Regions from separate parts of the Homo sapiens genome. Here region 1 is linked to region 2. A link is a contact called in ENCODE Hi-C or POLR2A ChIA-PET data. All regions are on one chromosome and are shown on one strand. Each heading gives the region's core, a stretch centred on a gene start or an enhancer-like site at or near the end of the contact. The rest is flanking DNA. Distances are from core to core; before and after follow the strand shown. Region 1 has its middle 94 kb from the start of LINC01645. Region 2 overlaps BRINP2 (BMP/retinoic acid inducible neural specific 2).

Region 1 (2,836 bases), core at 227-2,726, 170 kb before region 2:
CCTAGCCATCACTTTGTAGTGCTGTGTTTGGCTGGGACTGAATCCACACTCTGCCATTGCTCTCCATTATTGCTTCTGGGCCAGCCATTCAAATTTTCTGCATTTCTGTTCCTTCTTCTATATCAAGAAGGTAACAATATACAGAAGCAGAAACGGTGGGCTGAAAATGCCATTTTATATTAATGTATTAATAGATATGAAAGCTCTTTGAGAAAGTAGAACACGACCTTATCCACAGCAGGAAGTTTGTTTTTGTTTCTACAAAGATTGTCAAAGCAGGAAGTTTGACGGCAGATCCTGGCAGGTCTCCGCATTCCTCTGTCTCTTCTGCCTCTCTCTACACTAAATTTGAAGGATATTCTATAAAGATGCATGTTTTAAACAATTCCTAGTCCTGGCCCACTAGACTGAGCCCGAAACACCTTCAACCCTAACAGAAAACAAACCTTTACCTAGAAGCTCAGGAACACTGAGTGATCTGTCATTGCCCTTTGAGAGAGGCAGAAGCTGGTAGCAACGAGGATGTTTTATGAGTGACAGGGAAGGCAAAATGTCTGTGAAGATAAATGGTATTTATTAGATGAGAACGTTTAGGAAATTCCCAAATATGGGCAGTGTATACAGCAGGAGGTAGTCACTGCCTTTGTGCTTCCTGAAGAATGCAAACCTGCTTCAGGATCACATTAGATAGGATGGTGTTTAGAGGAAATGATTTTTTTTCTTTTTTCTTTTTTTGGCTGTTGTTGTCTGGAAATGGGATTTGTTCCTTGTATGGTCCCAAGTAGTCCCAACCACACAGACACACAGACATGCAGACATACATAGAGATACAGGTACATAGGCACACACAAGTGCACACACAGACCCATGCCCAGATCACAAAAGATGCACTTAAGTAGTATTCTTCTATTTTAAAAAATATTTAACAAATGTTACAGAAGGAAAATAAATAGATAATATAAGGCAAAATGAATTCTTAATTCCTTAACAAGGAAGAAGGGAAAATGTATAAAATGTTGACATCAGGCCCAAGGCCAGTGATGAGGGTTGCCCCGCTGGTCCCATAAATCCCATGTAACAAGACAGAGATTACCGGTCCTACAGCATTTCATTCTCACATGGTGTCATTTCCATAAACACAGTATATAAAGAACACAATGATGAGTGCTAACTCAGGTCATTGGGGAAGAGTCAAATGTTAATAAAGAAGGTTTGGCTATCAAATTGAAGTTTTAAAACTTGTCTCAAAAGTATGTTACAAAACTGCTATAAATAAATAAATACACATATATGTATGTGTTTATAAATATATATATGAATAATTACTTTTCTTCCAGTATTTCTCCATCAGCAGGAATCTAGGCTGCTGAGTAAGGAGGGACATGATCCTTGCATTCACAGAGGCACTAACTGTTCTTTTGTGTGTCCTAAATGATGTCACTGACATGCCTTTTACCCAGCCACACCCAGGTGCTGCTGGTGTACAGTTCCGGCTTACTGGACAATTTTAGTTCAGGTCACCAAAGCCACCTTCTGGCAAATGAGTCTTTGTAATTGAGAGAATTTCCATCAGTATTCTATGCCCATAAATAAGAGGAAACCCTCTACTCTAAAGGGAAGTAAAGCTCATTTTCTAAGTCTGTTACCTGTGGGTGTTTTAACCCCTTGCCACCTCAGACAACTCCTAATATTCCAATCTCACTATCTCCTTGTGGCTATTTAAATTTGAACCCGCTCCTGGTTCTCTCTGAACTAGAAATACTGAAGCCGTGGTGACAACTTTATTAAACTCCTTCTCCTTCACCTGCAGAGGGCTGTCTGCTGAGCCCCATGGGCAGCTGCAGAATCATGAACATCATGCCAAGAACAGATTTCTTAAGAAACTTTTTCCTGTGGGAAGAAAGATCCCTCTTCCCTCCTTCCAAAACCAAACAAAAAGCAAAACGGACTCTGCTTGCCTGCTTAACCTTCCCACCCATCTACCTAATCTGTTCTTTTACCATAAGTTCTGTGACAAGAACAGGCACCTGACTGTTAGCTGGCTCAGGGTGAGCTCTCATATTCCATAAGGGTCCCTTAAAATCAGTTGTAGCCGAGATTATAACCAAACTTGGATATTCAGGAGGTTTGGCAACAGACCTAAATCCCTCATGTAAACTTGCATTCCTCCTGCCCAATCCCATTCCCCAAACCTGCCATCACACACATAAAACACCTGCATATCACATGGAGACACCTAGGCACCCTAGGTCTCAATAAGAGTTCAAGACAGCTGAGGTTGCACATATTTACTAATTGATTCACTCATTAATTCAACAGAAATGTATCTCTGGCACTGTGTAAGGTGCTATGAAGCTTCAAAGATAAAAATGGTAATGTCTCTGCCCCCAGTGAGCTTTAAACTTTGACTGTGACTTGGGATTAGATTACACCTAAATTTTCCATGATGATATTTTCAGGGGCTCATTAAAAGGGGGGCACAGATGACTGATTTAAAGGAGGACAGATAAAATTGAAGGATTGGAAAATGAGGACTATTAGGAAAAGCTAGAAGAAGCACTATTATTTAGCACAGAAGGAAAAAGCTGAAGTGATAACTTAATGAGAGTATTTAAGTGTATAGAGGATGGACTCCATTATGGTTCTATCATCCATGAATTTATCTAAAACCCTTTTTGAACCAAATTATCTTTTTTAAGTTTGCGCTAGCTCTTGGAGTAATGAGTTCCTTATGTGGACTGCCTGCTGTGTGAAATAACACATCCTTTTGTGTTTTCTGAAATTTCTTCCTCTAAGCTTATAGGAACTCCCAGTAATTCTGAGTTTCCAGGATTTA
Region 2 (2,967 bases), core at 396-2,895:
AAACAACAACTGAATTGTATTGGATGTCATCTAGAACCATTCTATGCACTTCATTGATTCAACAGATATTTATAGCGAACCTTATGTGCAAGCATTGCTCTAGGCACTGTGGAAGCAGTAGCAAAAAAGACAAACAAGGTCTGTGCCCTTAATTATGTTTATCTTTGTTTATTAAGTCCTTAAAACACACCTATGTAAATGGACATAATACCAATGTCCTAGAAAAAAATGAAACCACTTGAGCCTCAGGGTGGTGATATAACCTGCTTGAGGTCACAGACACAATTAAGTGGTCATGTCAGGATCCCCATGAGGATCCTCAACTCTCAAGTTTTGTTCTCCCCATGTTCTTGCTCTGTACCTCACAGCCACCTCTCATTGACAGGGAGGAATTCTGGCTGCTCACCTGACTCTTCAAACTGCCGGTTGTGAGTGGCCCAGGAGTCCTGGATCTGCAGCAGGCTGTCCTCCATGGCCTGGATGTCAGCATCAGGGCAGTTGCATTCAGGGAAGGTGGGGCTGCACTTGCACCAGCAGTCATTCTCCTTGCAGACGAGCTCACCCTCAGAGCTGCATGTGATGTAGCTGAGTGCTGCAGCTACAAAGCGCTCACGCAGATACTCAGGCAGCAGCACCTGAAGGCCTGGGGAAAGGATGTGTCAAGGAATCTCTGGGAAGAACCAGTGAGGACTCAGTTTCCCATGCCCAAGCCTGCAGGAATCCCAGCTGGAGTTCTGCTGACTTGTGCATCCTGGGCCCAAGCATGGGCACCACAGGGCCTAATCCTGCTGAGCTGGTTGGGGGAGAAGGCTACTACTGCCCCAGTGACAGATGGGGGAGGATCTGAAAATGCAGATGGGAAAATCAAAGCCCAAGGCTTAGCTAAACCCCTCAGATCAGCCAAATTGAGAGCGTGCATATCATAAGAACAGGCTTATTGGCTACACATCAGCATTTCTGGGATGGAAACAGGAAGATGTTTCAGATAAAAGAAGAGCTTACAGCCCTCTTGGGTGAGAAAACAAGGTTTGATGGGCTTTTTGCCCTGCCTCCTGTAGCCATCCTGTTTATAGCTTAACTGAGATTAGCAGTAGGCATCCTAGGACATTATTGAATTCTGACCCTTCTGGGCCTCCCCACCCTAGCTCTGATGACCAAGGAAGCTGTCCTGGTTAAGAGATAGGAACAGATATTGTGGGGATACAGTGCCCAGGTACTATGTTGAGTACTTTTTATATATGATTGCAAATAACATTTGTGCTCATATTGAGGTTTTTATAGGTAAGGAAATCCAAGTCCTAAGACCACAGTGACCTGCCCAAATCACAGCATTCATAGAATCTGCTTAGTGTCAGATCCTGCCCTTGTCTCATCAGCTAATACTATATAACTGGGACTGGCTGTCCTATTTCAATAGGATTTAACTCTGAAGAAGATTTGAAGGTGGGATGGTGGTCAATGCCCTGAGATCAGTCATGCCTGGATAGATATGAATGGCTCTCAGCTCTCTTCCAATTAACTTCTGATCTTGGATAGAATGCACTAAATTGCTCTGAGCTTCAGTTTTCTCACCCAACTGCAGTAACTACCAGTTTACCTACAGCAGAACATACTCCTAGTTGGCTTCAAGCCACTCACAAGGCGGCTGCTGGAAGCTTACCAAAGGATGAACAAAGGGTAGGCATGCCTTTGGATGCAGTCTGGGCCACGTTCGAGGTCAGATCTGCAGGAGGCTCCCCAGTAGCGACACTGTGAGACCTTGTGCCAGGAAAGTGAGGAATATGAGAACTTCTGGATATGGTGAGCTCCTCTTTCCTCAAACGTCTGCCAGCTCTTTATTTTTAGGCCCTTGACCTTGTCCTTGGCAGGAAACCAGAGAACTCAAAGTATGTATCCCAGTCTCAGCAGACCTCAAAATATAACTTAAAATTGCTAGCAGCAGTGGGTGTTTGTTGTTCTTTCTTGAGGTCTACCTCCAATTCTGTACTGCCCCTAAATTTTCCTTCCTTGGCACTGTGCCTACTGTGGCATTTGAGTGGTTCCCCTCACACACCCAATCCACATGCTTGCTTTCAACACTCACCCTCTCCAAGTCCTTTCATTTCACCTCCCCCATCACTTCCCTCCTCCTCACCAGAACACTTCCCATGCTATAAAATCAGTGCCCCGACAAATGTCTGCATGAGTGTTGGGGTATAAAATTAAATAGCATAAACTATTCCAAATGAACAACTAGACATTTTGAACTTCACTCACTGCTACTTTCCAGACACAAACCCAGCCCATCCAGGGACATCAGTGAAGAGGAATGCTAATTGCCTTAGGTAGCTCTAAATAAACGAGTTTTTAGTCCTCTTTCTTATATATTTCTTAATTCCTAAAGCATTGCTGGGTCGCATTTGACTCAGGTTGCCTGGAATTTGTAATCGTAGATCCTGAGTGAGGGTTATTGATTTTGTAATGCTGAGACAATAATATCTTAAACAGAGTACAATTCAGTTAGGCCTTGAGAAAAATAAAGTTTTCCCACTGAATCAGTTTGCATAGCCCTGCCCCCAGGATGCCTGCAGGGAACAGACAGCAAGAGATGCACGTCTCCCCTTAGCCCTCAGCCTCCAGGGTTAGTGTGGTTTTCTTTCCTTTATCTTTCACAGTTTTGCTTGTTCTGTCTCAGATCAAAAGTCTTATTCTTCTCAAACTCATCTCCTGACTTTGAATTGCCCATGTGCAAGATCACAGACAAATAACAGAAAGCAGGGGCCACCTTCAAACTGTGGTTCCAGTAAGTAGTGGTCCCCCACTTTGTACAGATCTTAGTTGAGCTGGAGATGGTAGTCTTCTAACCACTCTGTAAAGGCCAGCTATTACTCAATGTGTCTTTAGGATAAAGCAGAGGGTTTTCTGGGAAATGAAGATCGTTGAACTAGGTAAAGGCTTCTTATAAGGATGGGTATGCTGTTTCTTATA

What was found. A loop is a pair of places that touch in the nucleus more often than their neighbours do. ChIA-PET counts read pairs that join two places held with the same protein, here RNA polymerase II (POLR2A). Pooled maps may share reads with other maps.
Region 1: a map of gastrocnemius medialis shows a loop between it and region 2 (2.2-fold over the local background). The contact joins two enhancer-like sites. A Hi-C loop is called at or near these places in 3 of 168 maps with a recorded cell type or tissue (esophagus muscularis mucosa, gastrocnemius medialis and psoas muscle) and 3 of 50 pooled maps. POLR2A ChIA-PET finds 5 or more read pairs at or near these places in 1 of 52 experiments (T-cell).

What each region holds. Positions count from the first base shown.
Region 1 is chr1:177,443,816-177,446,651 of GRCh38, reverse strand. No RefSeq gene overlaps it. Among named protein-coding and RNA genes, the nearest start is that of LINC01645, 94 kb to the right of the region's middle. Within about 2 kb of position 1,476, at least 2 of the 41 ENCODE cell types and tissues checked have a DNase peak (open chromatin) inside an H3K27ac peak, as active enhancers do; they include gastrocnemius medialis, where a contact is called at or near this core.
Region 2 is chr1:177,273,874-177,276,840 of GRCh38, reverse strand. It overlaps BRINP2 (BMP/retinoic acid inducible neural specific 2), which reads right to left. Exons shown (of 8, transcript NM_021165.4): 6 at 407-643. Among named protein-coding and RNA genes, the nearest start is that of LINC01645, 76 kb to the left of the region's middle. Within about 2 kb of position 1,645, at least 8 of the 41 ENCODE cell types and tissues checked have a DNase peak (open chromatin) inside an H3K27ac peak, as active enhancers do; they include gastrocnemius medialis, where a contact is called at or near this core.